4 separate regions of the Homo sapiens genome follow, and regions 1, 3 and 4 are each linked to region 2. A link is an interaction called in ENCODE POLR2A ChIA-PET data of the cell type or tissue named here. Cell type or tissue: CD4-positive, alpha-beta T cell. All regions are shown on one strand. Links, peaks and the distances in the headings refer to the core of each region. The heading gives the core; the rest is flanking DNA. Region 1 overlaps NINJ1 (ninjurin 1). Region 2 overlaps FGD3 (FYVE, RhoGEF and PH domain containing 3). Region 3 overlaps SUSD3 (sushi domain containing 3). Region 4 overlaps CARD19 (caspase recruitment domain family member 19).

Region 1 (7,519 bases), core at 856-5,855, 99 kb after region 2:
TGGGCCACTACGAGCAGCGGTCACTCGTTGGCCCCCGTGTGGGGAGGGGTGAGGCCAGGTGGATGCAGGGTGCTCCCAACCCAGCTGCTGGCCCCAGCGCCCCACCTCATCCTCACTATGCCCTCTTGGGGAATTTTTTTTTTTTCCCGAGATGGAGTCTCATACTGTTGCCCAGGCTGGAGTGCAATGGCGTGATCTCAGTTCACTGCAATCTCCACCTTCCAGGTTCAAGCGATTCTCCTGCCTCACCCTCCTGAGTAGCTGGGATTACAGGCATGCGCCATCACGCCTGGCTAATTTTGTATTTTTAGCAGAGACACGGTATCTCCATGTTGGTCAGGCTGGTCTCAAGCTCCCGACCTCAGGTGATCCGCTTGCCTCAGCCACCCAAAGTGCTGGGATTACAGGTGTGAGCCACCGTGCCTGGCCTGGGGAAATTTTTATATATCCTTGACACACAGGCGCTCTGCCCCAAGAGCACTGCTCCTGTCTACTCTGCCATGGGCCACCACTGGTGGAGAGATGGCCACCTGCCAGGAGTGCCCACCCCTCCCTTAGCAACTCACCTCCACCTCTGCTACAAACCGGAGGGGTGACCCCTAGGCCTAAGGTCGCGGGGACTGTGGTGTGTGGCCCTGGCCTGGCTGCATGGACTGTAGTGTGTGCACCATGTGGCCCTGGCCATGGCTGCATCCCAGGCCTTCCTGTGGATCCTGCTCCCAGGCTGTGTCACTGGGCAGACGCTCACCCTCTCTGAGCAAGGACACAGGGAGAGGCTGTATGTGGTGTGAGAAGTCTTCCTACACTGGGTGCCTCGTCCTGTAGAGACAGCCTCAGTCTGCATCCTGCACACAGCCAGGGTCCAGCCTAAGGCAGGCAGCTAACAGATTCTGCGAGGCCCGGCAAGGGGCAGACTTGAAGAGTCACAAGGGCTCCACGTGACAAGATCCTGAATCCCACCGTCCTGGTCAGAGTGGCACAGTGAGGTGGGCATGTCAGGCAGGCGGTCATACCAAGGTCCCTTTTTCTCAGACGAGGGCTGGGAGGAAGCTTCACCTGCTAAGTGGAGCTGATAAGGGGTGCAGAGCCCCTGACTTATCAAGAGAAGCCGGAAATCTTTGGGTTTTGGGTGTTTTTTGAGACAGAGTCTCACTCTGTCGCTCAGGCTGGAGTGCAGTAGTACGATCTTAGCTCACTGCAACCTCTGCCTCCTGGGTTCAAGCGATTCTCCTGCCTCAGCCTCCTGAGTAGCTGGGACTACAGGGATGTGCCACCATGCCTGGCCACTTTTTGTATTTTTAGTAGAGACGGGGTTTCACCCTGTTGGCGAGGCTGGTCTCGAACTCCTGACCTCAAGTGATCTGCCCGCCTCAGCCTCCCAAAGTGCTGGGATTACCGGCATGAGCCACCGCGCCTGACCCAGAAATCTTTTTTTTTTTATCGGACAGACATTCTGAATGTATAGAAATCTTACGTTTAAGTGAGTTCTCCAGGATGTTCAAATGGTGGCTCCTACACACATTCCATCTAAACACTGTGACCACAGGACCCCAGGTGGCCAGCACCAGTGGCAGGGCTGGCCTCAAGGCAGTGGCCAGGCATTGGCCTTGTAGGTGTGGACGAGGATGCCCATGGCCTAGGAAGGTGTCCAAGGCTGGCCGGCCAGGGACTCACCACACTGCAAGAGCCTCCAACAGCGAGCAACCCCAGGACTGCAGGCCTCGCGCCCCATCTCCCAGCTCACCTGGGTGTCCTACTGCTGGGGTGCCATGTCCATCAAGGGCTTCTGGACCCCGAAGGCCGTGATGAAGATGTTGACTACCACGATGATGAACACCAGGCCCGTGGCCAGGTTGTTGAGGAAGTCCAGCTTGGCGTGCTTGGCCGGGTTGTTAAGGTCGTACTTGACTGTGGGCGAGAGAGGAGTGGATGGTGCCAAGGGCAGCCCAGACGCAGCGCCCCAGCCTGGGACAGTGGAAGGGGACCCACCCCAGCGGTCAAGCTGTCCTGGGACATTACAGGGCTCTCAGTCGCATTTAGGATGAGTTTTGTCGCCCAGAGAAAAATACATCTGTTTTGCTGAAACATGGACAACAGCGCCCCTGGCTTGGGCAACCCCACGGTCTATGACCCCACCTTCTGTAGCCCCCATATTTTCCTTATACGAATTGAAGCTATGGACGTCAACCAAAGGCCAGGTTTGGGCAAATGCACTGAGCCCTTTGCGTGCCTTAATCTAGTGATTCCTGCCACAAGCTGCAGTTCTATTATGATGCCTGTTTTATAAGTGAGGCCCGGGAGGTTCAGCCACTTGCCCAAGGTTACGCAGCCATGAAGGGGACCCTGGGCCCAGAAGGTAGGACTGGCATGACTGAGGCCATCTCATGGCATGGGTCAACAAGAACCCGGTGAAACACCTGCCCTAATGCCCACAGGCCAGGCCCTGACCCCACTCTGTGCTCTTTCAAAGTGCAGGGTGGGGCCAGGCACAGTGGTTCATACCTGTAATCCCAGCACTTTGGGAGGCCGAGACAGGAGGATCACGTGAGCCCAGGAGTTTGAGACCAGCCTGGGCAGCATAGCAAGACCCCGTGTCTACCAAAAATAAAAAAATTAGCTGGCATGATGGCATATAGCTGTGGTCCAGCCTACCTGGGAGGCTGAGGCAGAAGGCTCGCTTGAGCCTGGGAGGTTGAGACTGCAGTGAGCTGTGATCAAGACACAGCAAGACCCGGTTTCAAAAACAAAACAAAACAAAACAAAACAAGGCTGAGCGTGGTGACTCATGCCTGTAATCCCAGTATTTTGGGAGACTGAGGCTGTTGGATCACTTGAGCTCAAAAATTCGACTGGGCAACATGGCGTAACCTCATCTCTACAAAAAATACAAAAATTAGCCGGGCATGGTGATGAGCGCCTGTAATCCCAGTTACTTTGGGGGCTGAGGTGGGAGGATCGCTTGAGCCCAGGAGATGCAGCTTGCAGTGAGCCGAGACTGCGCCACTGCATTCCAGCCTGGGTGACAGAGGGGGACCTTGTTTCAAAAAACAAAACAAAACAAAACAAAAACCAAAGTGCAGGGTGGGGGGAGGGGGGGTGCCACTTCCTGGACTGCATGTCTGGGTGATGAGGGCCAGGAACTCGGCAGCTCCTTGAGAGCCAAGTGTGCAAGGTGGTGGGCACCTGTCCCAGGCGATGCGAGCAGATGCCAGCAAGGTGAGCAGGTGGCCTGGCTGCCCCCACCTGGGGACCTACCAAGGAAGATGAGCAGCACCCCCACGCCGATCTGCAGCACAAGGGAGATGGAGATGAGGACCACCAGGGGCACATAGAAGGCGAAGCTGGGGCCCTGTTCCACGACGGCCTTCAGCTGGGACGCGTTGGCCATCAGCAGCGCGATGTCCAGCATGCTCTCGGCTGCGCTCTTCTTGCTGGCGTAATGGTTCACGTTGATGGGCCCGTGCCTCCAGCCCCAGCGGGCCGGCTGCAGGGAGGGGAATGGTCAGCAAGGCGGGTGGGGGAGGGGGGCAAGGGCTGTGCCTGAGTCGGGCTCTGGGGGTCACCGGGCCCTGCAGGTGAGGGCTTCCCTTGCCCCCACCCCTGGTAAGTGCTCAGACAGAAGTGCTTATTACCCTAAGGAGAGGCTGCGAGCATGTGCTCAGCCTTTATAAAACCTCCCCTAGGAATACGGTCCTGGAGAGAAAGGAAACGACATAGCAACCTTAGCACACGCACTCTGATTTTCCACTGGAAAGCATTGCCCGATCCTCCCACTCCTGCCATAGGCGGGGCTGCTCCTCCCTGCCTGCCCCTACCGGTCTGTGCCCCCGGCCTCCTCTCCCCCTCCCCTCAGAGTCTGAGCTCCTGATGCCAGGAAAGGAAGTGACGTGTGGGCGGACAGATCTGTGCACACCGGCCCAGGCAAGAAGCAAGTCCTCCTGGGCCGGACCTAAGGGCAGAGATCGCCCCTGCCACCTCCCAACCTCCCAGCCTTGGGGCCCAACAGGCCACTCGCCTCCAGGCCTCAGCACAGGCCTTGCAGAACTATTCGGCCATTAGCAGCAAGACTTCACTGAGGTGGGCCACCCAGAGCCCGGCCCCGACACAGCAGAGGCTCAACAGATGCCTCAGCATACGACATACAGTGGAGCTTAGCTTCCACATTACTTCCCAGAGTAATAAAATGGGAATGCGAGTTCTGATGGAATCCTCTTTGCCTTAGGGGCCTATCTGGTCAGGGCCCCCTGCAGTTCTCTCGAAGCCCCCAATGCCTTTCCCTGGTGCCAGACACTCTCAAGCTCCAAGGCCCCACACAGAGGCCACTGCTTCCAGGAAGCCTCCCAGGACTTCCCCTGGCAGGACATGGCCCTCTCTCCTGCCACAGGAAGGTCCTCTCTAGGGCTGGCCCTTCATTCCAAGCTAAGTACCAAACTTCCTCTTTCTCTGGAGCAAGAGTCTGCCCCTCTCAAGCTGCCCTGGTGGGGCCCTCTTCAGTCACTCAGGACAAACCTGCCAGCCCCTTGGCCCGGCCCTTTGTCCACAGGCGCCCCTGAGTTGCCAGGCCCTAGACCACAGCCTCCCAGGACTGGTCACCTGCTTGGAGGCAGCTGTGAGAACCCACTGCTGGCAGCCAACCTCCTGGGGCCCTCTCTGGGAGATCCTGTTTCCAGACTCATGAAAGATGCAGGCCGGGAGGCCGGGGTGCCGCAGGGCCACAGGGAGGGGCGGACATGGTATCCATCCAGGCCTCGACTTTCTGCAGGCTGGAAAAATACACGAGGCAGCCAATACAGAACCAGCAGAGGGCAGGGGCCTTGCTTTCATGCTGCGTGTTTTTCAGTTTCATCTAAAATTATGTGCCCAGGAGGAAGAGAGTGGGCGTCAGGGGACACTGGTGGGCTCTGCTGCTTACACCTGGGCCTGGGAATTCCAACAACCTGCCTTCAGCATCAGCTGCTCTCTAAGTAGCAAGTTCACGTGGACACATGTGCGCACAGGGACAGCCGCCTTTACCTGGGCCACCCAGCAGCGCTGTCCCTGGGGCCCTGGTGTGCTCTCGGGTCACTCCATGCATACCCCGAAGCCTCTATGGGGTGTCTACTTTGCCTCTCCCACCCTGGGCCTGACGCTGCACTCCCTGGGATTCCCCCAGGCCCCAGCACAGCCAGGGCACTCACCAAGTGAGAGGCTGTGTTCCTCTCCCATTCTACAGACCAGCAGATTGCAGCTTGGAGGAGGTTTGCCCAGAGCCACCTCCCAGGACTGTGTGTCCCTGTCCCACCACTGTCCACTTAGGGGCTTCCTCCCAGGCTGCCCAGGGTCTGGGTGAGGACAGCCCGGACACAAGGGCCTGTGCCTGGCACTGAGGTCGTCTCCAGTTCTGCTCTTGCGAAGCTGCCCAGTGGGCCACACCCCATCACACGTGTGCTCCGCAAGGTGCAGTGTCCCAGGGGCTGCTGGCCACAGTGGGCATGTGCTCCTAAGTTTCACAAACCTCAAGTGCCAAAGTGCCTTCCTTCAAGGCCACCCTTATGCTCATTCGGGTCTCCATCCCAGGACTTGGTGCTGGGAGAAGGCCAAGTGCAGACCCCGTGAGGATTTCCACCTTCTGGGGGCATCTACACATATATGTGCGTGTTCCTAGTCACAAAAGCACAGAAACACACATCCCCCAGAAAGACACACATAGACGTGAGACACACATGTGCACACAATACGCACACACAAATACACATGCACATACATACATATGCACACGTACATAAACAGACACACAAGCCCAGGCTAACTGTGTTGGCCTCTGGGCAGGAGGAAGAATTCCCTTTTTTTCTGAGCTCTGCAGAACCATTTAAATATTTCACAGCCATGCAGTCACGAGGAACACTCAGATCCATTAAAAAGCACCATCCGCGCAGAGCCTCCAGCTCCCCAAGCCTCAGCTCTCAGCACCCCCAGCCACGAGGAGCCTGTGCCCCTGCTGTCCTCATGCCCACTTAAGGTGGGTAAACTGAAGCCCAGCAAAGGCGGTTCCTTACCCAAAGCCACATAGCAAGTGAGGGCTTGGCTAGGATTTGAACCCAGGCCCCGGGGCTCAGAAGCTCTGGTAGCTGATGCCATTGTCCCTTAGGGGCTGAACTCTCAATGGCTCCCTGCTTCAGGCTCCAGCTGTGTCCGGACAACTAGCCCCACTTTGTGCCTCAGTCTTCCATGTGTACCACGAGGCTGTGGAGCAGATGCCCCAGGATGGCCTCTGAGCCCCGAGTGGCCAGCAAATGCCCTGACCATGCACCCCTGCTGGTGAAGGGCACTTCCAGCCCATCCGGCCATCTGCTTCCTGTCCAACCTGCAGCTAGGGAAGCTTCTGCATGCAGGTCAAGCCCTGGCTCACCACAGCCCAGCCCGTGGCCCTGACGCAAGCTCCCCCTCCGTTGGCCTCAGTCTCCCCCTCCGTATATCTAGGGTTGCACCTGGGAAACTCCTGCTTACCAAGGGAGAGGCTGTGTTCCTCTCCCATTCTACAGACCAGCAGATTGCAGCTCAGAGGAGGTTTTCCCAGAGCCATCTCCCAGGACTGTGTGTCCCAAAGCATAGGGCTGCCCCAGGATACAGCATAGCTGGCAACCACCCCAGGCAGCAGGCCACATTGGGAGCATCATGTGGAGGGGAGGGCAGCAGGGACAGTCTGCTTCCCTGTCCCTAACCTTGGTACTCTGGGCCTTGGAGCCCTGAGCTGACCACCACACAGGAGGGTCCCAGGGAGGACGATCCCACTCTCCCCCAGTCCTGGGCACTTGCCTCTATCTTGGGATGGGCCTGAGGGTGGCCGGGGGACCCAGCTACCACAGGTGAGGGAGCCCTGTGGTCCTGACCAGCCAGCAGGAGCTGCCAGGAGCTAAGCCCTGCTGAGACCAGTGCCCATGGCTTGGGCAGGGCAGGGAATAAACACCCTGGTTAATAGATTCCCAGAACCTCAGCAGCACTCGGGGCCTGGGGCCAGGCCAGATATATTTCCTCTGAAAGCTAGGAGGGAGGCTTGGTGAGGAGGTCAGCTCTGTGTAGGGGCGTGGCTGGCTCCTCATGCAACCTTCTGTGGACGGTCGGCCTCCCCACTGCAGGCTGCACATGTTGGGGCTGGGCCACACGGTCGGTCCTAGGGCCACTTCAGTGAGCATCCTCAGCTCAGGCAGGAGGGGCTGGCACAGAAGTGGGATATGAACCAGGCTTGCTGCATCCACCGGCCTGGCTCTGGCCATAGCATAATGGGTGTTCTGGCTCACCCAGGGCTTGGATGGGAGGAGACAGGGTCGGGGCTGTGGGCCCACAAATGTGGTGATGCATATCAGTCGCCCTTTCCAGGGGCCTGTGAGGAGTAGGGCTGGAAGCTGCCACAGCACCTCCTTTACCCCCCGAGTCCTGCCTCAACACTGACCACTCTATGCCTCAGTTTCCTCATTTGTAAAATGGGTAGACAAGGATGTGGAGGGGACTGAATGGGGTGGTCTCAGATGCCCCGTGGCTG
Region 2 (7,519 bases), core at 1,667-6,666:
TTGAGACGGAGTCGCTCTGTCGCCCAGGCCGGAGTGCGGTGGCACAATCTCAGCTCACTGCAACCTCCACTTCCCAGGTTCAAGTGATCCTCCTGCCTCAGCCTCCCCAGTAGCTGGGACTACAGGCACGTGCAACCATGCCCAGCTAATTTTTTGTATTTTTAGTAGAGACGGGGTTTCACCATGTTGGCCAGGATGGTCTCAATCTCTTGACCTTGTGATCCGCCCGCCTCAGCTGGGATTACAGGCGTGAGCCACCATGCCCAGCCTATGATGGGAATCCGCCCGTCAGCAACTTTTTGTATTGCCAAACAGTAAGTGTGAGGCTGGCTGTGCCCCAGACTCACAGAGCTCTTTAGGCCCTTTTCTGGAGCATTTAGGAAAGTTATGAAAAGCAATGTGTACTCATAGTGTGAGTGCAGCCACAGAAGCTTGAGCTGCCCACAGTGGACACACAATCGCAGGGTCACAGTGGGGACGTGACAGCCCACACCCATGCATATGAGGCACTGCCTGATCAGCCCCACTGCCTGGAATCCCACAGCCAGGGCAGACATCCCTGACAGTTTCCATGGTGATGCCCTGGCACAGAGCACTGCCTCCCACACACACAGCTCACATAAGGTATGAACTTGGCTGGCCTCTGCCTGATGACCCTCCATGTCCAGCCCCGGGCCCTGGGCCAGGCTTATGGAGACATCCGTGGTCACAGTCCTGCCGCAGAGGCATCAAGGCTCAGTGAGAGCCACCTGTCGTTTGTGAATGCGTCTGTCCTTGGTGTGAGCCCATACGACATGGAGAGGCACCTTCAGTGTCTTGGGTAGGCAAGGAAGCAGAAGTGGGTGGAGGCCACGTGCTGAGGGATGCCCTGGGTGGGCAGGACCTGGGCGGGTTGTAGGAACAGCAGGAGCCCAGGCCTGGCTGAGGGGATCCACACAGGGCGTCTGAGTGTGGGACAGGGTCCTGGGGAGTCTAACCCCCGGGTTGGTGCCCTGACAGGAGAATGTTCTAGCTGGAAGAACCTGCAAGGCCATTGTTTAAAATGTTTTAACTTGTGGGAAGACACAGCTTGGAGATGGCCTTGGAGCAGGGCTTTGAGCAAATGCCGCCTCTTGAGCCTCACTTGGCTCTGGGCAGAGAGATCAGAGAAGCTGTCAGGCGCTGCTGGCCACACAGGCAATGCCCCTATTGGCCGCCTGCCTCCGTCACAGGCGAGAAGGTAATTGGGGCTCAGGGCCTCAGTCAGTGTCCGGGCATCTGCTGGACCAGGCTGTGGCCAGCAGACCCGCTGTGCCTCGATGGGTGCGCCCAGCTGGGTGGACAGCACCGCCTGCCCCACTCCCTTTACTTCCCCTGGCCCAGGGTTCAGCTGCCTCAGGTTCTGCAGCAGCCTGGGGAGCCAGGTACTCAGGGTCACAATTCCAGTTCTGGTCTCTTGTCTCTGTCCCTTACCCACACCAAGCCAGAGCTGGGCCCACGACAGACCACCAAACAACCACAGACCTCAGCTCCAGCCCAGGGCCTCCCTACGAACAGTGGATGTGGCCTGGCCTGGCCCTGTGTTCCTCACTGGTGTCTTCCTGTGAGCAAAAACAGCAGAGTTGAGACTAGGGTAGGAGCTGGGACAGCTCAGTGTCTGTGTCAAGCTGCACAGGGTGAATGTGGTGTGATGGAGGTGAGCTCAGTGTGCGTTTTACAAAGCACTCAAAAGCAAGTTCATTCTCTCATCAACAACAGTGATTTTTGCTACAGTATACCAAACTTCAACTTACTTCCTGAGCCCAATTTCTTCAGTGGTATAGTCCCTGTAAGCCCCTTTCCTAGGAGAAGCTACACCCAAGCCAGGAAGTTTTGCAAGGGGCCTTGCAGAATTCAAAGCCTTCCCTGATGGGCAAGCGTGGAGTTGCTCTTAACAGAAACACAAAATGTCAGAATCCAAAAGGTCTCTTAGGGCCTCAGACCCACCATGGGTGACACACGAACCCCTCCAAGGAGCCAGCGAGGCATCTAAGGGCACCCTTGACAGGCCAGTGCCAGGGCCTCTTCTCAGGCACTGCCCCTCCTGGGACGAGGCCACGCCCTGTGTCCACCCTCGGGGCTCCAGGGCAGGGCTGGAGCAGAGGCATCAGGCCTCAGCCTGGCCACCCTCCTGTTGGAATAGCCCCAGGCAGTGCCTGCGCCTCACAGCCTGTGTCCCCTGCTGGGTCATTTCAAGCAGCTGATGAAACTGACTCGGTTTCATCAGGGCCTCTTACTGGGCTCCAATTCTGTGTAACTCAGCTGTGCCCCCCGTTCCTGGATGTGCAGCTCAATTTGCTCAAGAAAAAATGCTGGAGGGGGCAGCCCCGTTGGCCCTTGGTGGAGACCACTTTCTGGGTCAACGCTGGTGTGTTTTGGGCGCTTTGGGGGTGAAGTCACTCGGTCAGATACTGAGGAAGCCACAGTTCTCCATGTTCCTGGAGAGACTTGGGCCCAGCTTTTCTGATATCCCGACATCCACAACGAAAACCTGAGCTCCCTTTTTTGGGTCAACCTGCGTGGTAACTTCATTCACAAAGGGGCGTGTGCATGGCCGAGAGAGCATCCCTCGCTACTCAGGTGGGCCTCTTGCCTCTCAGCTACTGCGTCATGCCTACAAATTCAGCCACACCTTGATGATGGGAGCTGGAGGGTTGGCCTCGACGGGCTGCGGACCTCAGCTCCATGGGAGCTGGTGCAGGGCCAGGACCCACCCCAAGTGCTCAGCTCAGTTCCATAGCTGGGAAGATTTGCCAGATAAAGGAAGCCAGTGGGACTCCCGGCACTGCCTCAGCCCTGAGCCACACTCACTGCTTCCAGAATTGTCCTCTGTCCCTTCACTGGGACCCGGTCCCACTGGTCCTCAGAGGCCAAGCTCTTGCTGTGCACCCAGCCCCGCAGGTACCTGTCCTCCCACATGGTTGTTCTTTGCTCCTTCAGCCCCTGCTGCCCCCTGCCCCATGGGCACGCCCTGTGTTGTTCTCAGCTACCATGCAGTGCTGCCCCTGGGTGCCGTGGCCAGGGTCCCCCTTCCGGGGTCAAGAGCAGGCAGTTCTGGGCTGAGGTGCACATCGGGGCTGCCCTTCCACTAATCACTCCCACTTCCCAGCCTCTCTGGGTGCCCACCTGGAGAAGAGGTTTTTGCCGCCAGGTCAGTGATGCCCATTCCCCACCTAGTGTGCTTGGAGCCCCCACTGTGGTCTTGGGTGTGAGAGAAACTGCAGAGGGAGCCCAGGCCGCCTCACCTGTGTCTTTGGAGCAAGGCCCATTCAACAGAGGTGCCGGGGGCTGCAGCACAGCGAGTGAGAGTCCCTGTCACCCTCAAGCCAGCCCTGCCCTTGGGCTCCTGTGCCAAGCAGGACAGGTGCTGGGGGGACCTGCAGGTGGGCCAATGAACGGGGACCACAAACCAGGCCACACAGCTGGAAGTGCCCGGCCAGAATTTGCACAGAGGCACTGGTGTCAGTTTGTTGGGGCTGCCAGAACAAAATACTACCTGAGGCTGAAGTCTGAGATCAAGGTGTGGGTAGGGTTGGTTTATCCTGAGGCCTCACCTTGGCTTGGAGATGTCAGTTTCCTCCTTGTTTCCACACATGGTCTTCCCTCTGTGTCTCTGTGTCCTCATCTCTTCTTATAAAGACACCAGTAAGATTGAATCAGGGCCCAACCTGAGACCTCATTTTAACTTAATGTCTCTTTAAAGGCCCTGTCTCCAAATATAGTCACATTCAGAGTTACTGGGAATTATATTTTCAACATACGAATTTGGGGGGACATAGTTCAGCCCATCACAGCCTCCAATGCTTATGCCCAATCTGAGCCACCCCTTTCTTGCTTCTTCACCCCCAACCAGTTCAGTTCATCTTTTTCTTTCTTTCTTTTTTTTTTTTTTTTTTTTTTGAGTTGGGATCTTGCTGTGCTCTCCAGGCTGGAGTGCAATGGTGTGATCACAACTCACTGTAGCCTTGACCTCCCAGGCTCAAGCGATCCTCCTACCTAAGCCCCCCAAATATCTGGGACTACAGGCACGTGCCACCACATCAGCTAATTTTTTGGATTTTTGTTGAGACGGGGTCTCACTATGTCGCCCAGATTGGTCTCGAACTTCTGGCCTCAAGCAACCCTCCCGCCTCAGCCTCCCAAAGTGCTGGAATTACATGTGCGAGCCACTGCGCCTGGGCCTCCTTCTCCTTAAACCTGAAGAGTTTATGTTAAACTTTTTTTAAGCGTATGTTGTTTAGCATTTTCCTAAGGCAGTTTTGGACCCATACAAGTGGGGATAACCGCAATGAGTATCCCTCCCCAGCTCCAGAAACCTCAGCCTGGTGCTGTTCTTATGGCCCCTCAGCCCCTAGCCCCGACACACACACACACACACACGCACACACACACACACACACCCCAATTTTCTGTAATATTTTAAAGCATATCCCAGACCTCTTTTTATTCTGCTCAGCTACAGTAATGGTAAGCTTATTTTAGGTAGTTTTCTTTTAAACAGGAAAAAAAAAAAAAAAGAAAGAAAAACACCTGCAGGCTTCAGTTTCCCTGACTGGAGAGGTTGAGATAAACATTTCTAGTGGCAGTTCCAGCTCTGACATCCTGGGGAACTCGATACATATCTTTGCCTTTTCCTAAAGTCTTCTTAACAGTGGTTTCGGCACCCATAACAAAGTGTCTCAAGGGAGGCACCTCCTCCCCAGAGAGGAAATGCTGGGTGTGGACCAAGCTTCAAAAGCCCAGGAAGTTATTTCATCAAATGATGGGGCCTTTCCAGGGGTTGCAGGCTATTGTAACAGGAAACGGTAATTAGCAACTTGCCAAACGCAGTCGGGGTTTTATGTACTGTGATGAGGCTTACGACCCAGGGACCAGTCACCCATCCCATTTTACAGGTGAGGAAACTGAGGCTCAGAAAGGAGAGGTGAGTCATCCAGGGTTGCAGGGCTGACAGGAGGCAGGAGACTGGGGTCTCTCCACCTGGCACTGTTCATAATCAGACAGGGAAACCAAGGCTGGACTGGGCAGCCCCAGGCTACACCTGCTCCAGCCTCCACACCACCCTCCTCTGTAGGCAGTTCAGGCACAGGAGACAGAGGAGGGTACAGCCCCTGACCCTGGCCTCAGCTCTTCATGGCTTCCTCACATGTCCTCACAGTTTTTTTTTTTTTTTTTTTTTTTTTTTTTTTTTTTTTTTTTTGAGACAGAATCTCGCTCTATAGCCCAGGCTGGGGTGCAATGGCGGGATCTCAGTTCACTGCATCACTGCAACCAACCTCCGCCTCCTGGGTTGAAGCAATTCTCCTGCCTCAGCCTCCCGAGTAGCTGGGATTACAGGCACCCACTACCACTACCATGCCCGGCTATTTTTTGTATATTTTTTAGTAGAGGTGGAGTTTCACCATGTTGGCCAGGCTGGTCTCAAACTCCTGACCTCAAGTGATCTGCCCACCTCAGCCTCCCAAAGTGCTGGGATTACAGGCATGAGCCACTGCGTCCAGCCTCCCCCTAAAATGTTGCCATGCTTGTCTGCACACTCAGGCATGTGGGTGCACACCTATATTCATCCATGTGGCGTGCCTGGAGGGTGTGGCCCGCGGTGCCCAGTATAGAGCAGGCGCATGGCCACACGGCTCCAGTTGCAGACAGGGATGCCCCCGTCCCCAGGGCTGCAGGCCATGGCTGTGCTGCCCACTGCCCACCCTAGTAAGTGCTGTGTTCCTCCAGCTGTGGCTCCTTTCAATAGTTTCTCAGATGCACCAGATAAAGTCATTGGCCAAGTTGTTCCAAACATGAAGATCTTGATCCACTTAAAATCTTTACTCGGTGCCATGGGCACAGGCAGCCGCTGGGAGGTGAGGGAGGGAAGAGAGACGTGGCTGACTTGGCTCTTCACTTCATTCCCTTCTGCATGTTCCACTTTTTGCCTTGAGCCTGTGTGGCTTTTACAGTCACGAGAGCTGCCACTCCACTGCCGTGTGGGGTAGGGTGCACACATGATTCAGAAGCTGATGGCATCTATTTGCCTCCTTATAGCTCGAGCCCAGAAAACTATCCTCTAAGACCAGACGTGACAAGGAGAAGCAGAGCTGTAAGAGCTGTGGTGAGACCTTCAACTCCATCACCAAGAGGAGGCATCACTGCAAGCTGTGTGGGGCGGTGAGTCCCGGGAGAGGGGGACAGGGACAGGAGGCCACCCTGTCCTCTGCTCTGACAGAGCAGCTGAGTCCTCACCAGCAGCACACCAGCCATGCACACCAGCCCTGCACGGAAGGGCTTCCTGATCCTGGCTCATGGATATAGATACCCTTGAGTGCAAAACTGTCCTGTCCGAAGTAGAATCAAATCACTTTTCTCTGGTCAGCTCTGGTGTTCAACAAACACTACTTGTGGTTGAAAAAGTGCTGGATTTGGAACCAGAGAACCCCTAGCTGGGTGACCTTGAGAACAAGGAGATGATAGTCCTCATTCCTTGCAAGGTGTATTGGAGACGGGTGAAGGGTGTGGCTGTGCTGGAAGCTCCTACTGCTGGCCTTTGCCCCAGCGCTCCAGTGGTGCTGAAGGCCTGGTGGGCCCATGTGATGAGGCAATGCCTCCGACTGGCGCCCCAGCTGCACACCATCTCCATTCCCCTCACTCCAAAGCCCTTTCTCCTGAGAATGGAGAAAATTCAATGCTTAATGTTGAATGTAAAAGTATCCCTGAGGAAGGAACTGATCATTTAAGTATCTTTAGGTTAAGAGATTAAAGTTGAATCTGTGTTAGCAACTGGATCTCAGCACAGAATGCTTTGGAGGTGTTTTTCCAAAGGGCACCAGCAACCTGTGCCTGAAGCGGTTGATGTTGCTTGTCATACCTTTGCCACATGGCGGGGGGGCAGCAGGGGGGGGGGAATAAGTAGATGAGTCCTTGGAAGGATGGATGATGGATGGGTGGGTGGGTAGAAGGATGGATGAATGGATGAGTGGTTGGAGAGGTGGGTGTATCAATAGGTAGATGGATGCGTGGATGGATGGATGAGGGGATGGATGGATAGGTGGGTAGTTAGATAAATGGCATATGGAAGTATGAATGGAAGTGGATATATAGGAAGTATAAATGGATGACTGGAGAATTGATGGATGGATGGATGGATGAACAGACGAATAGTTGGATGGCATACGGAAGTATGGGTGGATAGATGAATGGTTGGATGGATGGATGAATGAATGAGTGGATAATGAATGGGTGGATGGATGGATGGATGGGTGGATGAAGGGATGATGGATGGATGGATGATGGATGGATGAATGTATGGTAGAGGATGGATGGGCAGGCAAGTGGGAAATGTGATCTGTGCCTCTTAAAGAACTCTCAGTTTGGGACCCAGTTTGTACTCTAGAATTGGGGGATTTAACTCAAACCTGGTTTCCCCATCAGACCTGAGGAGAGAATCTGTTGCTTTAAGAGCCATCCTCAGAATACATGCCCAGGTCCCTGCTCAGCTCCAGGCTTCAGGCTT
Region 3 (7,519 bases), core at 947-5,946, 55 kb after region 2:
CCAGCTTGGTCAGGCCCCGGGCCACCTGCTGCTCCCACACGCTGAGAGCCTGCTGCTCCCACACGCCTAGCCCACCCAGAACCTTAACTCCCATCTCTAAAACAAGAGGCTGGTGGTCCTTGTAGCACTCTGTCCTGACTCTGACATTCTAGGACTCAGAACTGCCCCCAGCAGTGTTTTCATCTGGAGGGTCCACCCTCCAGGGAAGCTGAAGCTTCTACACACCTGTGTTCCCTCCACCTACACCCAGCAGGGCTCTGCACTGAGCTGCAGTCACTTGCTCTCCCTCCCGTGCTCTGTCCCTCTCCTTTCTCTCTCTCTTAATACACACATACATTTTTTTGCCCTGAACCAATATAAGGACATTCTTTTTCTGAGTCCAGAAATTTAATACTGATTGGCCAGGCTTGGTGGCTCACACCTGTAATCCCAGCAGTTTGGGAGGCTGAGGTGGGAGGATCACCTGAGGTCAGGAGTTCGAGGCCAACATGGTGAAATCCCGTCTCTACTAAAAACACAAACATTACCTGGGTGTGGCGGAGTGTGCCTTTAATCCCAGCTACTTGGGAGGCAGAGACAGGAGAATCACTTGAACCCAGGAGGCGGAGCTTGTAGTGAGCCAAGGTTGTGCCACCGCACTCCAGCCTGGGCGACAGAGCGAGACTCCGTCTCAAAAAAAAAAAAAAAAAAAAAACAAAACTAACAGAAATCTAATATTGATTGCACGTGGCCTGTTGAGTGGAGAATGTCCATAATCACACGCAGCACTCAGCCACCAGGTCTCTGGGCTCCTTAAACTGGTATGGGCCTTCAGTTTTTCATGGCATAGTCTTCTGAGGGTTCCAGGCCAGTGGTCGCATGCAGAGGCTCCTGTCTGCGTCTGTCTGGTGTTTCTGTGTGACCAGGCCCGGCTCTGCATTTCTGGTGCAGGGCTACATGTGCAGATCACAGACATGGGCCAGGCTGCCCCCACGGGCCACATGGAATGGGGTCTCTTGGCTGAGGCGAAGCCCCCCAGGTCCCTCCACTGTCAGAGCCTGAGGAAGGGGCTCTGCAAGTGTCCCTCCACTGTCTCAGCGGCCTCTGACTTGTGGTCTCAGCGTGCAAGGCTGATCCTGCCAGATCCGCTCTTGCCTTGGGCATTACAGAATGGTGACTTTGTTAATTCTGTTGCACTTCTGACATTCCTTCTATCAGGGATGAGGATGAGCTGTTTTTTTCTTTCCTTTCTTTTGATTTTGTTTTGTTGTTTTAGCATCACATGAACTCATGAATATTCTTTTCTGAAACTTTTATTTTGGGAAAAGTTCACAAATACACAAAAGTAGAATATTGTCACAGATCTCCTGTCCCTGCCTCCCATTCTCATGGTCACCAGCTAAGCCAGGCAACCTCATTCATGCCCCTTCCCCCACATTATTTTCAAGCACACTTTTTGTGGGCTCCAGTTCTTGGCAGTAGGAGCTCTGCCAAGCCATGGCCTGTGTCCTTCTGATCCATCCCCATCAGTCTGTGAGTGCTTCCTGCCTTGCACAAGATGTTCCAGGCCCATCTCATGCTTTCTGTGCCCATCTCTGCGGTTGGCCACTGCTCTGGGAGCCCTGTTTCTGTGGGTGGAGAACAGCGCTTAGACACCGGGGTCTGGGCGGGCATCCAGACGACATCATTGAGCTTGTGTTCCCTTCCTTCAGGCCCTCCTGCTGGAGTCTTTCGAGGCTGCAGTGCACTTGGTCCCAGCCCTCATGGCCTCACTGTATGACTAACAGCTCCATGCCTCGGTTTCCTCACCTGTAAAGTGAGGATTGCAGTAGCGCTCACCCTTTCAAGTTGTTGAGGTTACCTGAGTCCGGGTGTGTGCCTCTCTCGCCAGGCCCAGGGTGAGAGCTCATTGAATACTGGCTGTTACTGTCGTTGCCACTCTTACGACCTTATGCAGATGGGGAAACTGAGGCACAGGAGATGGTGGTCTCTGTGGCCCTGGGTTACACACACCGTGCTGGGTCTGGCCAACACCTGCAGGGAAGGAATTCACCTTTCTGTCTCCTTTCCTGACGCTTCAAGTGTGTATTACATCAACAAGGATGTAGCCGAAATGCTGCCATTGATACTTCTGCACTTAGCAACACGTTCCAGGTCACCATGGTGGTCTGAGGCCTCCAGGCTATCATTCCTTACAGCAGCCCATTATTCCAAAGCTTCCAATATCTGCTAGACCCTCCCCTGTTGAGTGGTCAGGCGTGGTCAGTGTCTTTTTGCTTAGTGCTGTTTTTCTTTTTCAAGACCACAACTCTTGGGGCTGATCCTAGGAATCGATTGTTTAGGCCCAACAGTCTGAATATTTTATGACCACATTCTTTCCCTGGGAGCTCTGGTACAAGTGAATGTGGCCATATTTTTCTGGTAACTGCATCATCACTGAGTGCTGACCATTTGTTTATCATTTGTTTCTTACAGTAGCTACAAGTTGTGTGGGTAGTTTCCGTCAGCATTTCTTTGATGAATGTCGAGGAAGAATGTTTTCTCCAGCCTTGGCTCACCAGTGCCATTGCTGGCATGAGTCATTTTCTGTTTTCTCTGCTGAATTACCTCCAAATGTTTTGCTCCATGTGTTGTGGGAGGGCACCTGACCCATCAATTGGCTGTACATTTTTTAGGCCTCTTTCCTTTTTTTTTTTTTTTTTTTTTTTTTGAGGCGGAGTCTTGCTCTGTCGTCCAGGCTGGAGTTCAGTGGCGCGATCTCGGCTCACTGCAAGCTCCGCCTCCCGGGTTCACACCATTCTCCTGCCTCAGCCTCCCAAGTAGCTGGGACCACAGGTGTCCGCCACCATGCCCAGCTAATTTTTTGTATTTTTAGTAGAGACAGGGTTTCACTGTGTTAGCCAGGATGGTCTCGATCTCCTCACCTCGTGATCTGCCCACCTCGGCCTCCCAAAGTGCTGGGATTACAGGCGTGAGCCACCGTGCCTGACCCCCTTTCCTTTTTATTTTAGTTTTGTTGGGGCCATGGTGGCTAATGCCTTTCCTTTTGGGTAGTGAGATATCCAAAGCCACTTTCAGAGCTCCTCCATTGCCCCACCTGTGATCCCCACTCCCCATTACAGCACTGGGACCAGATCATCCTGTGTCATAACTGGGAAAGTGCCCATGGAATGGGGGAAGGAACAATTGCCTCTCAAGGCAACATGGTGTCCAGGATGATGGCAGCCACAGCTGCTGCCGCTGCCGCAGGGGCTTTGCTGGCCAGAGCATGATGCCGAGGGGCTCCCAGGGGTGCTGTTTGGGGCCACACTTCTGCCTGGTCCCAGCGCCACAGACCCTGCCTCTTACACTGCGGGAACTTGTGCAGTGTGTGGTCGGACGTGTGCGTCCCGTCCAAGAGTGGCCACAGATCTGTGTACAGGGCTGTGTTCACCCCCTCTGGGGAGTGAGAGAGCCAGGGCGGGAGGGAGGCACCCTGACAGGGCCGTGAGAGGCTGGAGGAGGCCGGCTTAGGGGCCACTCTGACAGTCAGCTCAAGAGGCAGGAAGTGGTGGTGAGGCTGAGGGGGATTGGGAGGGGGACCCTTAGGGCAGAGCCCCTTCCCGGAGCTCTCTCACACATGGAGACCTCGAGCACTCAGCCCAGCTTCATGGGGACTCAGAGAAGGCGGGTCCTGCCCAGGGCTACAAAGCCGATGGAGGCAGAGTTCCCTGAGTCCCCAGCCCTGGGCCCCGGGCTCCCAGGCAGGATCCTCGGGATATGCCTGTGCTGGGGCTGCCCACCCCTCAGGCAGGGCCCAGGCTGCCTCCATAGGTGGTAAATTGCCTTTAGCAAGGTGAGGTTTGCCTCTTGACCTTGTTTTTATTTCATAAGTACTTCTCAGCACTTGCAATGTGCCAGGCACTGTTCTGAACTCTTCCAAATATTAACTCTTTTCACCTAGGGGTGGGTACTACTTTTATCCCGTTTTCCAGGTGAAGAACTAGGCAGGTTAAGAAACTTGTGTAGACTCCCACACAACCAGTAAGTGAGGCTGGGTGGAGTCAGTCTGGCTCCTGCCTCCCCGAAGCTGCCTTTCGTCTCCACCAGTTATTGATGCTTTCACTTACTCATTGCATAAGCAGATCATTTCTTAATTCCTACTACTTACTAGAGTTTTTCTGAGAATTAGTTGTGGGTGGGAGCCGTGATCCAGGAAGGCTTCCTGGAAGAGGTGATGCCGGAAGTGAAAGGACTAAGAGAGCCTGCTTTGGGAGGGGAGAGAGACAGCCTCTGAGGGGAGGAGAGGACATGCAAAGGGCTGGAGGTGGGAGCCGCCAGGCAGCCCACATGGAGCAGAGGCCAGTGTGTGTGTGGAGGCTGGAGATGGGACAGGGCCAGGGTCTGGTCAGCCTGGGGAATGGCTTGGTTTGTATCTGGGGGAGTAGAGAGCCACAAGAGTACTGAGGGTGGAGCAGGTGGGTGATCCAGCTCCTGGCTACCAAAGAGGCAGGCCTGGCAGGAGGGAAGATGTCCTCCCCTTGACCTCCTGCTCCCCAGCATCCCTTCTCTGCCTGGGACATCCCAGGCCCTGGCCAGACAGCTGGGTTCCTGGTGGTTTCTGCACACTCTGAATGAGCCCCAGGAAGTCCCTTCCCACACCTTAGGGGGGCAAGTGTCTGACTCCTGGGCCACGCCCTGGTTGTGTAGATGAAGGACCCACTTGCCAACAGGGCCCGGCAGGGAGATGGAGTGACCTCTGTGCACCTTAGGGTGCAGGGCAGCTCCCAGCAGGAGGAAACGGGCTCCCCAGTGCTCAGGGCAGCAGTTGCCCCAGGCCCACTGGAGGGCCTGGGTACCTGGGAAGGTATGGAGTTGGGGATTAAACCCTATCCACACTCTTTTGCCAACTCATGCCTCCTCTCTCCACAGAGACCATGGTGAGAGCACCAGCAAGCTGGCCAGTGTGACCCGCAGCGTGGACAAGGACCCTGGGATCCCCAGAGCTCTAAGCCTCAGTGGCTCCTCCAGCTCACCCCAAGCCCAGGTGATGGTGCACATGGCAAACCCCAGACAGCCCCTGCCTGCCTCTGGGCTGGCCACAGGAATGCCACAACAGCCCGCAGCATATGCCCTAGGGTGACCACGCAGTGAGGCTGGTGCCCATGCTCCACACTGGGAGGCCAGGCTGACCCCACCAGCCAGTCAGCTACAACTCCACATCAACTCCACATGCGCCCAGCTCGAGACTGATGAGTGGAATCAGCTTCCAGGTGTAGGGACCCCTTGAGGGGCCGAGCTGACATCCAAGGCTGAGGACCCCAGTGGGGAGTGTTCTGTTCCGGCATATCCTGGCCGTAACGATTTTTATAGTTATGGACTACTTGAAACCACTACTGAGGGTAATTTACTAGCTGTGGCCTCCCACTAACTAGCATTCCTTTAAAGAGACTGGGAAATGTTTTAAGCAAATCTAGTTTTGTATAATAAAATAAGAAAATAGCAATAAACTTCTTTTCAGCAACTACAGAAAACTACCTCAGCATCTTCCTCCACAGGATGTACTGCTTCCAAGCAAGGACCCATGGAGGGTTCTGCATCTGTTGTCTGTAAAAGTGCAGTTGAGGGGTATGAAGTAAAACTAAATAATTATTTCTTTTTTTTTTGAGACAGAGTCTCACTCTGTCGCCCAGGTTGGAGTGCAGTGGTGCAATCTCTGCTCACTGCAAGCTCCGCTTCCAGGTTCAAGCGATTCTCCTGCCTCAGCCTCCTGAGTAGCTGGGACTACAGGTGCCCACCACCACGCCCACCTAATTTTTTGTATTTTTAGTAGAGATGGGGTTTCACCGTGTTAGCCAGGATGTCTCGATCTCCTGACCTTGTGATCCACCTGCTTCGGCCTCCCAAAGTGCAGGGATTACAGGCGTGAGCCACCGTGCCCAGCTAAATAATTATTTCTAATACTGAAAAATACAAAGGTAACAGTGGTTGGTTGATGTTAGAGTCAGCAGAGGAGACTTCCCTTTTTTTGTTTGTTTGTTTGTTTGTTTTCAGAGCTAGTTTCTGTTTAACTCTGAAGAAAAAAATCTGGTATTGGTTAGCAAGGAAGGAGTGTACTGAGGCATGACTGACCTGTCTTAGTCATGGGCAGTTCTCCTTGGCCAAGACAGGTCCATTCAGTCAGTCAGTGGGGCTTAAGATTTTATTTCACAGCCATAGCACCCCCACATGGCAGCCTCATGTGGCCTGGGCTTCCTCACAACATGGCAGCCGGCGTTCAAGGTGGAGTTGCAATGTGAGCACCAGGTGGAGGCCATTTTGCCTTTCAGATCCCAGCCTCGGAAGTCATGCTGTGTCTGTTCACTGGGAGTCAAGGCTGCCTTCTAATCAAGGGGCAGAGAGTTGGACTCCACTGCTAGGTGGGAAGAGTGTTGACTGGTGAGAAGAGAATTGGCAGACACACTTTACGACCATCACAGTCACCTTTTTTTTTTTTTTCTGAGACAAGGTCTTACTCTATCGCCCAGGCTGGAGTGCAGTGGTGCGATCTGGGCTCACTGCAACCTCCGCCTCCTGGGTTCAAGCATCACAGTCACCTTTAACCCAATCACTTGTCAAAGCAATTTTATAAAAGGTGACTAATTTTGGTCGGGCACAGTGGCTCACGCCTGTAATCCCAGCGCTTTGGGAGGCCAAGGCAGGCTGATCACCTGAGGTAAGGAGTGTGAAACCAGCCTGACCAATGATGAAACCATGTCTCTACTAAAAGTACAAAGATTAGCTGGGCATGGAGGCATGCACCTGTAATCCCAGCTTCTTGGGAGGCTGAAACAGGAGAATCGCTTGAACCCGGGAGGCGGAGGTTGCAGTGAGCTGAGATGGCGCCATTGCACTCCAGCCTGGGCAACAAGAATGAAACTCTGTCTCAAAAAAAAAAAAAAAAAGACTAATTTCTTATTCTCCCAGCTTCACTCCCAGAGGGGTTATTTGTACTGCAGGCCTGTGTGTACATAGCCATGCCTACTGCAGGTGTGGTTTTAGACATTTCTACCTGCTGCTGTACCTCTTGTTTGCTTCTACTTAAAATGAACTCGGAGCTCATTCTGTAGCTCTCTGCCCTACCCTCTCTTTCAACTCTGAGCCCCACATTTGTCCTGGGCCAGTTAAAACTACACCTTCAGCCTCCCATAATTTGGGGTGTGACCTGTCTCTGGCCATTGAGAAAAGCCACTGGGTTTGCCCTTTGACCTCCCCTGCTTCCTGCCTGGAGCCCAGCAGCCATGTTGGGGCCATGAGGAAGAGAAGCCGAAGGTCAGGAGGAAGAAGCCCTTACACTATATGGCTCCTTGTGGGCTGAAGCCACACTTGTCATGTCCCTTAGAACCAGATACTTTCGTGATTCACGCTACTCAGAGTCGTCCATCTGACAGGTGTCCCATGATTTATGTGACACATCCCCAGCCAAGGGATGCTTGGGTGGTTTCACATTTCTGGCCTTCACATTTCTAGACACCTTGATACTGGGATGCCATTTCCTTTGGGTGGATTTCTGGAGTGGGAC
Region 4 (7,519 bases), core at 2,216-7,215, 81 kb after region 2:
CTGACCTCATAGAATTAGTTATGAAGTGTTCTCTCGTCTTCAGTTTTTTTTGTAAGTTTGAGAAGGATTGGTATTAGTTCTTCTTTAAATGTATGGTAGAATTAACCAGCAAAGCTATATTAGTTCTTCTTTAAATATATGGTAGAATTAACCAGCAAAGCTATCTGGTCCTGAGCTTTTCTTTCTTGGGACATTTTTGATTACTGATTTAATCTTACTAGTTATTGGTCAGATTTTCTATTTCTTCACAGTTCCGTTTTGGTAGATTGTGTTTTTAGGAATGTTTTCATTTTATTTACGTTATCCAATTTATTGGTATACAAATGTTCATAGTATTCTCTTATATTCCTTTTTATTTCTGTAAAGTTCATGGTAATGTCCTACTTTTATTCCTGATACTAGTAATTTGAGTCTTCTTTTTCTTTGTCAGTCTAGCTAGTTTTGTCAGTTTTATTGATGTTATCAAAGAATCAACTTTGGTTTTCTTGATTTTTCTCCACTGTTTTTCGATTCTCTATTTCATTTGTCTTCACTCTAATCTTGATTATATCCTTCCTTCTGTGAGCTTTGGGTTTAGTTTGCTCTTCAAGCTCTCTGGTCTTTACTTTTTCCTTTTCTCATTCCTTAAGGTGTAATGTTAGGTTACTGATTTAAGATTTTTTTAATATATGCATTTGCAACTATAATTTTCCCTCTCAGCATTGTTTTTGCTGCATCCCTTAGGTTTTAGCGCGGTGTAAGGTGTGTGTGTGTGTGTGCACGCGCGTGTGTGTGTGCGTGTGTGTGTGTGTGTGTGTGTGTTTCTGCCTTTCTCATGTTACCTCCTAATTTACCTCATGATTTCTCTTTTGACCCATTGGTTTTTTGTTTGTTTGTTTGAGACAGAGTCTTGCTCTGTCACCCATGCTGGAGTGCAGTGGCACAAATTCAGCTCACTACAACCTCCACCTCCCAGGTTCAAGGATTTCTCGTGCCTCAGCCTCCCAGGTAGCTGGGATTACAAGCGTGCGCCAACATGCCCGGCTAAGTTTTGTATTTTTAGTAGAGATGGGGTTTTGCCATGTTGGCCAGGCTGGTCTCAAACTTCTGGCCTCAAGTGATCTGCCTGCCTTAGCTTCCCAAAGTGCTGTGATTACAGGTGTGAGCCACCATGCCTGGCCCCATTGGCTGTTTAATTTTCACATATTTGTGAGTTTTTTTAGTTTTCTATTATTGATTTCTGGTTTCATTCTATGTGATCAGAAAATATTTTTTATATGATTTCAACCTTTTTGAATATATTAAAGCTTATTTTGTGGCTACAAACTTGTTTTGTGGCCTATCTTGGGGAATGTTTCATGTGCACTTGATAAAAATATCTCTTCTTTATTGTGGTATGGAGTGTTCTGTGTATGTCTGCCAGGTATAATTGGCTTACGGTGTTGTTGAAGTCCTGTTTCCTCATTTATCTTCTGTCTAGTGGTTCTGTCTCTTACTGAAAGTGGTGTTTTGAAGTCTCCAAATATTATTATAGAGATATCTATTTCTCCCTTCAATTCTGCCAGTGTTTGCTTCATATATTTTGAAGCTCTGATATTTGGTGCATATATGTTTATAACTGTTACATATTATTGATGAATTTATCCTTTTATTAATACATAATGTACTTTTTAATCTCTTCTAATCGTTTTTGACTTATAGTCTATTTTGTCTGATATTAGTATAGTTACCTCATCTCTCTTTTGTTTACTATTTGTATGGGTTTTTTTTACATCCTTTCATTTTCAACTTCTTTGTGTCTTTAGATCTAAAGTGAGTCTTTTGTAGACAGCACTTAGTTGTATCATATTTTAAAAATCCACTCTGCCAATCTATGCCTTTTGATAGGAAAATTTGGCTGGGTGTGGTGGCTTACACCTGTATTCCCAGCACTTTGGGAGGCTGAGGTAGGCAGATCACCTGAGGTCAGGAGTTTGACACCAGCCTGGCCAACATGGTGAAACCCTGTCTCTACTAAAAAAAAAAAAAAAATACAAAAACCAGCTGGGTGTTGTGGCACATGCCTGTAATCCCAGGAAGAATTGCTTGAACCCAGGAGGCAGAGGTTGCAGTGAGCCGAGATTGGGCCACTGCACTCCAGCTTGGGTGACAGAGCAAGACTCTATCTCAAAAAAAAACAAAAAAAAAAAAACAAAGTTTAACCTATTTGCATTTGAAGTAATTGCTGATAAGGAATGTATTACTACTGCCATTTTGCTATTTGTTTCCTGTATGTCTTGTAGCTTTTTTGACCCTCATTTATTCTATTACTGCCTTCTTTTGTGTTTTGTTGATATTTTATAGTAACACATTTAGAGTCCCTTCTCAGTTTCTTTTGTGTTATATTCTATAAATATTTTCTTTGTGTACATGGGGAAACAGGACAAGCTGCCACAAGTATGTAGGGTGATGCACTTGTTCAGTCCCTGTGGGGGTCCTGTGCCCCATCCTCTCCATGCCCTTCCGTCATCACTCCACCGCTCAGCCTTAAACATCTGCCATTCTAAGAAACATTCTTAATGGAAAAGGTGGTAAAATGATATTTTAATGGTGATTCTGGAAAAAAAAAAGGCAAATGAAAAGCATTTCTAGCCCTCTGGGAGAACTCACTGGTTTATTGTTGGTAGAAGCTTCTTAAGGCCTTGCAGACACACTGTGTCCCATGGTGATCCCAGCACAGGCCACCCTGAGCCCTGTGTCCCTGTATCTGTGCCACTGTGAAGATCTGCAGAGCGCACATCTGGGCATTCTTGATCTCGAACTCCTGAGCTCAAGTGATCCACCCACCTCAGCCTCCCAAAATGTTGGTATTACGGGTGTGAGCCATCACAACTGGTCTGAGCCACCGTGCCTGGCCCTGGGCATTCTGAGCCACCTGTGCCACCTGTACCTTCCCCAGAACTGAGCTATTTCCTGATGGCCCTGCAGGTGGCCCATGAAAAGTAGATTCTTCGCCCCTCTGAGTTTGTTTTCTGTGATAAGCTCTGTGAAAGTGGGTTTCCACCGCAACCCCTCACTTCCATCTTCTGGAGAGGCAGGTTGGCAGGCCAGGGGCAGCTCTCAGCTGGGCAATGCGCACCACACAGGCTGGGATGGCTGTGATTCTGCAGGTTCACCCTCCTGGTGGGAACCCACCTTGGGGGTGATGCCTTCCTGTGGTCAGTGTCAGTACGAGGCTGTCGTCTCTGGTCCCCTTGGGCTGTGCTGGCTCATGACCCTGTGCTATCTGTTTTAGATCAGACCTATTGTGACCGCCTGGTGCAGGACACGCCTTTCCTGACAGGCCATGGGCGCTTGAGTGAGCAGCAGGTGGACAGGATCATCCTCCAGCTGAACCGTTACTACCCACAGATCCTTACCAACAAGGAGGCGGAAAAGGTGCTGAGGAGGTGAGGGGGGTACCCGAGACACTGCTCAGTTTCCCTTCCTTTCTGGGCTGGGAGAAGCTGGTGACCAGCCCTGGGTCATTCTCTCATGGGATGACACACTAGGTATGTCAGGATTCAGAGGTGACACATCTGGACCTGGCTACTAAGGCTGCCTGAGCTACAAACTGGCCCTTTGGGGTGAGCCCAACCAGGCTCGGAACATCAGCTCTCTGTGCCTCGGTTTCTTCATATGTCATTGGGTCTGCTGTCCCCTTCCCGAGTTGCTGGGAGGTTACAGGAGATAACATGTGACAATACATGAAGCACACAACAGTATAAGATACGGAGGGAGGCGAGAAAGAGGGCAGGAGGGAGGGGTGAGGAGGGAGGAGGCAGAGGGAGAGCCGAAGTGGGATGGGGAACAGATAATGGGCCCGGCCCACCCCAGTGCCACAGGGCTTTGCACTCTGCATCTTCCGAAGGTTCAAAGCGGGCAAACAATTGCTTCCTTTTCTCTAATTTCTATATTACTGTACGAGGCTGGAAAGCCCAGCATGTCACAGGTAGGCAGCTGAGCTTCTAGGAAGGCAGATGCTGACTCACCCCACAGCCGCGCCCCAGTCTGCCCCTCTCAGCAGTGCTGAGCGGGCTGGTCCCCTCAGAACCCCAGCCTCCCCCATGTGTGGAGTGGACACCGAGAGCCCCTGCCTGGCAGGTGTGGTGAGGACTGACTGAGCTGAGCCGGGTAAACGCCTGCCCGAGAGCCCTTGTCGCCAGATGGCCCTGCAGCCCTGTGGGCAGCCACGCTCATCACCCCATCTCACAGAGGTGGTCCGAAGGCTCAAGAGGCAGCCACTTGCCCAGGGCCACTCATTTCAGGAGTGTCAGGCCACATCTTGAGTTCATCCTATTATTTGGGAAAGTGCCCAGGGCCAGTGGCTGTCACTCTGTCACATGGCCCTGGCCTCTCAGAGCTGCAGAGCTGGGCACACCAGGGTGGCTCTGCTGGAGATGGCATTTAAGATGCAATTCCTGGGCTCTGTCTTGGGAGGTCTGTTCTGCTCCATCACCCCAGTGCCAGGTGGCCCTGAGGGGACATTGGATGAGAGAGTTAGCCACACCCTGCCGACCCTACCCACATCTGTGGCTCTGGCGCCCCCACTGAGCCACCTGTTCCTTGACAGGTGCCACGTGCAGGGCTATCCTGAGGGTTGGGGCATCTCCTGGAACAATGAGGTTGGCCCACAACAGAACAGGAGTCAACACGGGCCCTGCTACTGGCTCAGGTGCTTCTTCCGTTTTGAAGGTGGTACAGTAATTTTAAAAGTTAGGAGCTCAAATCCAAATCTCTTATTATTGCAATTGAAGTCTAATGCATGTTCACTTTTAAAAAGTTTAGAAAGTTTAAGACGTTTATACAAGAAAAAGCACATATTCCTTCCTCACAGACACCACAGCTCCTGCCACCCATCTGCCTGCCATTTTCACACTGCCATGGTTTAACTCCAGTTCCCTGTGGCCATGTAGAATGATATGCTGCCACCAGGTGGCAGCACCAGGCCACAGACTCCAGGTCCTGGAGGTCAAGGCCCAGTGGCCTGTCCACTGACCTTGAGAACCACACATTTCTCTGTCATACACATCAAAAGAGCCAATACTTCTGTCTTTTTTTTTTTTTCTTTGAGATGGAGTCTCTGTCGCCCAGGCTGGAGTGCAGTGGCATGATCTCGGCTCAGTGCAACCTCTGCCTCCCAGTTTCAAGCAATCCTCTGGCCTCAGCCTCCCAAGAAGCTGGGATTAAACATGCACCATCATGCCCAGTCAATTTTTTGTACTTTTAGTAGAGATGGGGTTTCACCGTGTTGGCCAGGCTGGTGTCAAACTCCTGACCTGGAACTCCTGATCCGCCTGCCTCAGCCTCCCAAAGTGCTGGGATTATAGGCATGAGCCATTGTGCCTGGCTTCAACTTACTTTTTTAAAACTTGAATCACATTCTGTAGACTGAAAAATAACAGAAGTTAGCACTTATACCATCACTTCATTAATTCCCTGTCACAGCCTACCATGAGGGTTCATTATCCCTTTTTTACAAATGAAGAAACCAAGTCTCTGAGGGGTGGAGTAGCTGGCTAAGGTCACACAGGAAGCCACACTATGTCCCAACACTTGGAATGATGTCACCAGCCCTGTGCTTTCTTTTTTTCGAGATGGAGTCTTGCTCTGTCGCCCAGGCTGGAGTGCAGTGGCACGATCTTAGCTCACTGCAAGCTCCGCCTCCCGGGTTCACACCATTCTCCTGCCTCAGCCTCCCGAGTAGCTGGGACTACAGGTGCCCACCACCACACCCGGCTAAGTTTTTTGTATTTTTAATAGAGTCGGGGGTTTCACCGTATTAGCCAGGATGGTCTCGATCTCCTGACCTCGTGATCTGCCTGCCTCAGCCTCCCAAAGTGCTGGGATTACAGGCATGAGCCACCGCACCTTGCCAGCCCCATGCTTTCTTTGTGACCACTCCCAGCCTGTTTCCCAACCTCCCACCCCACAGGGAGTATGAGGAGTAGCAGTGATGCCTGTGACAGAGGCAATGCCAGGCACTATGTGGTGTGGGTAAGGGGCAGGTTGTCACAGGAGCTGCCATCCAGCAGGTGTCCTGACACCCAACAGGGAAGCTGAGGCTGGGGGCCTGACCTTGGTGCCCTGCCCTGACCCACAGCCAGCCCCCCTGGCCTGATCTTCCCTGGCACCCCCTTGTACCCTCAGTTCCGGAACCCCAAGGCATCCTTGCGTGTGCGGCTCTGTGACCTCCTGAGCCACCTGCAGCGGAGCGGTGAGCGGGACTGCCAGGAGTTCTACCGAGCCCTGTATATCCATGCCCAGCCCCTGCACAGCCGCCTGCCCAGCCGCCACGCTCTGCGTAAGTTCCACATCACCAACCATGCATGCTTGGTGCTGGCCCGGGGAGGGCACCCCAGCCTGCCGTTGATGGCATGGATGTCCTCCATGACCACCCAAGTCTGCTGCAGCCCAGGCCTGGCATCCCCTCTCGCCTCAGCCCCTCCCCAGAGGCCACCCTCTGGCCCCGAGGGGAGAGTGTGGCAGGCACAGGCAGTGCAGATGTTGGTCTCTGTCTCCCACTTTCTCCCCCTTCCTCCGTCTCTCTCTCATGGCAGTTTTCACACAGCATGGGGCATCTTATACGTCCACTCTTGCCCTTCCTTTTCTAACCTCATTCCACGGGGATCCCTTCATGTCTGTGTGGACAGCAACCTTGTTCCCACAGCTGCATGGCGCTCCTAGGCGGTCCCAGCTGGAATTACCCAACCCCATGACGGACCCTTTCATTGCAGCGATCTGCACACGTGTGGGTGTTTCCATAGGACATTGTCAGGCACGGATGGCTGGTCCGAAGCACGTGCATTTCAGTTTTGAGGCTCCTGTCCTCAGGCAGTGTGGACTCAGGCCCTGGGAGTCATGTGGATGCCAGTAGCCTGGGCCCACAGAGCTGCTGGGATGTGGGGGGCATATCAAGTTGAAGATGGCAACTCTGATCTGACGCCTCTGTGCTCAGGGCCCCTGGAGGAGGGGCTACTGCCCCTTGGCCCTTAGACAACAGGACAGAGACCAGAGGGACTGGGCGGCTTGTCCCAGGCTACTGGGCTGTGGTCTCTGACCCCCTGGAGGCCTCCCCACGCCTCACAGAACACAGTGCAGACGGTGGGCGGGGAGAGCTCGAGGGGAGGCCCAGCCCTGCAGGTGGGACTGGCTCTCCCTCCCCAGCCACGAGTATGCCACAGGGGGCTTTCAAAACCAGGCAGGGCCAAGCCTTGGCCCCACTGGAGGTAGAGCACCTTCTGTGGCTCCCGGGTGCCTTTAGGCCCGTCCAGGAGTTGGAGCAGAGGAGAAGACCCAGACTGTGCATAGTTCCCTGAGGAGGGCTAGCCTCAGGTGCCACAGCCTGGTTCGGCCTGGCGGCCCCAGGAGGCAGCAGCAACCTTGGGCTTCCTGCGGGGTGACTACCTTGCCCTCCGGCCCTGCCCGTTGACTAACTATGCTCTGTGGTTTTGTTTCCAGAGAACTCAGATTGCACAGAGCTAGACTCGGGCAGCCAGAGCGGCGAGCTGAGTAACAGGGG

Evidence for each region. ChIA-PET counts read pairs that join two places held together with the same protein. Peaks named below come from ENCODE experiments on the same cell type or tissue, not always from the same donor. Only the 100,000 strongest peaks of a DNase experiment are listed, where the experiment ranks them.
Region 1: POLR2A ChIA-PET joins it to region 2 with 16 read pairs; 7 of 35 experiments call an interaction of 5 or more read pairs at or near these places.
Region 3: POLR2A ChIA-PET joins it to region 2 with 11 read pairs; 12 of 35 experiments call an interaction of 5 or more read pairs at or near these places.
Region 4: POLR2A ChIA-PET joins it to region 2 with 12 read pairs; 10 of 35 experiments call an interaction of 5 or more read pairs at or near these places.

Annotation. Positions count from the first base shown.
Region 1 is chr9:93,123,155-93,130,673 of GRCh38, forward strand. NINJ1 (ninjurin 1) reads right to left here. Exons shown (of 4, transcript NM_004148.4): 2 at 3,256-3,484; 3 at 1,745-1,908. The coding sequence ends at 1,754. Among named protein-coding and RNA genes, the nearest start is that of NINJ1, 7.3 kb to the right of the region's middle. RefSeq lists a silencer at 1,760-1,924 and enhancers at 3,529-4,180, 4,938-4,997. In CD4-positive, alpha-beta T cell, for the core only: no CTCF peak of the experiment used is centred there; DNase peaks (open chromatin) are centred at 3,107, 3,917 and 5,297.
Region 2 is chr9:93,023,820-93,031,338 of GRCh38, forward strand. FGD3 (FYVE, RhoGEF and PH domain containing 3) reads left to right here. Exons shown (of 18, transcript NM_001083536.2): 15 at 6,055-6,177. Among named protein-coding and RNA genes, the nearest start is that of SUSD3, 31 kb to the right of the region's middle. RefSeq lists enhancers at 515-1,307, 1,308-2,099, 5,206-5,707, 5,708-6,207. In CD4-positive, alpha-beta T cell, for the core only: no CTCF peak of the experiment used is centred there; a DNase peak (open chromatin) is centred at 4,752; H3K4me3 peaks cover 2,022 bases; H3K27ac peaks cover 4,943 bases.
Region 3 is chr9:93,079,647-93,087,165 of GRCh38, forward strand. It overlaps SUSD3 (sushi domain containing 3), which reads left to right. Exons shown (of 5, transcript NM_145006.4): 5 at 4,891-5,487. The coding sequence ends at 5,101. Among named protein-coding and RNA genes, the nearest start is that of CARD19, 13 kb to the right of the region's middle. RefSeq lists an enhancer at 2,881-3,509. In CD4-positive, alpha-beta T cell, for the core only: no CTCF peak of the experiment used is centred there; no DNase peak of the experiment used is centred there; H3K27ac peaks cover 2,133 bases.
Region 4 is chr9:93,104,421-93,111,939 of GRCh38, forward strand. It overlaps CARD19 (caspase recruitment domain family member 19), which reads left to right. Exons shown (of 6, transcript NM_032310.5): 2 at 3,254-3,396; 3 at 6,148-6,301; 4 at 7,459-7,518. Among named protein-coding and RNA genes, the nearest start is that of CARD19, 12 kb to the left of the region's middle. RefSeq lists enhancers at 3,085-3,585, 4,013-4,162. In CD4-positive, alpha-beta T cell, for the core only: CTCF peaks have their summits at 4,991 and 5,191; DNase peaks (open chromatin) are centred at 4,211, 4,931 and 5,541.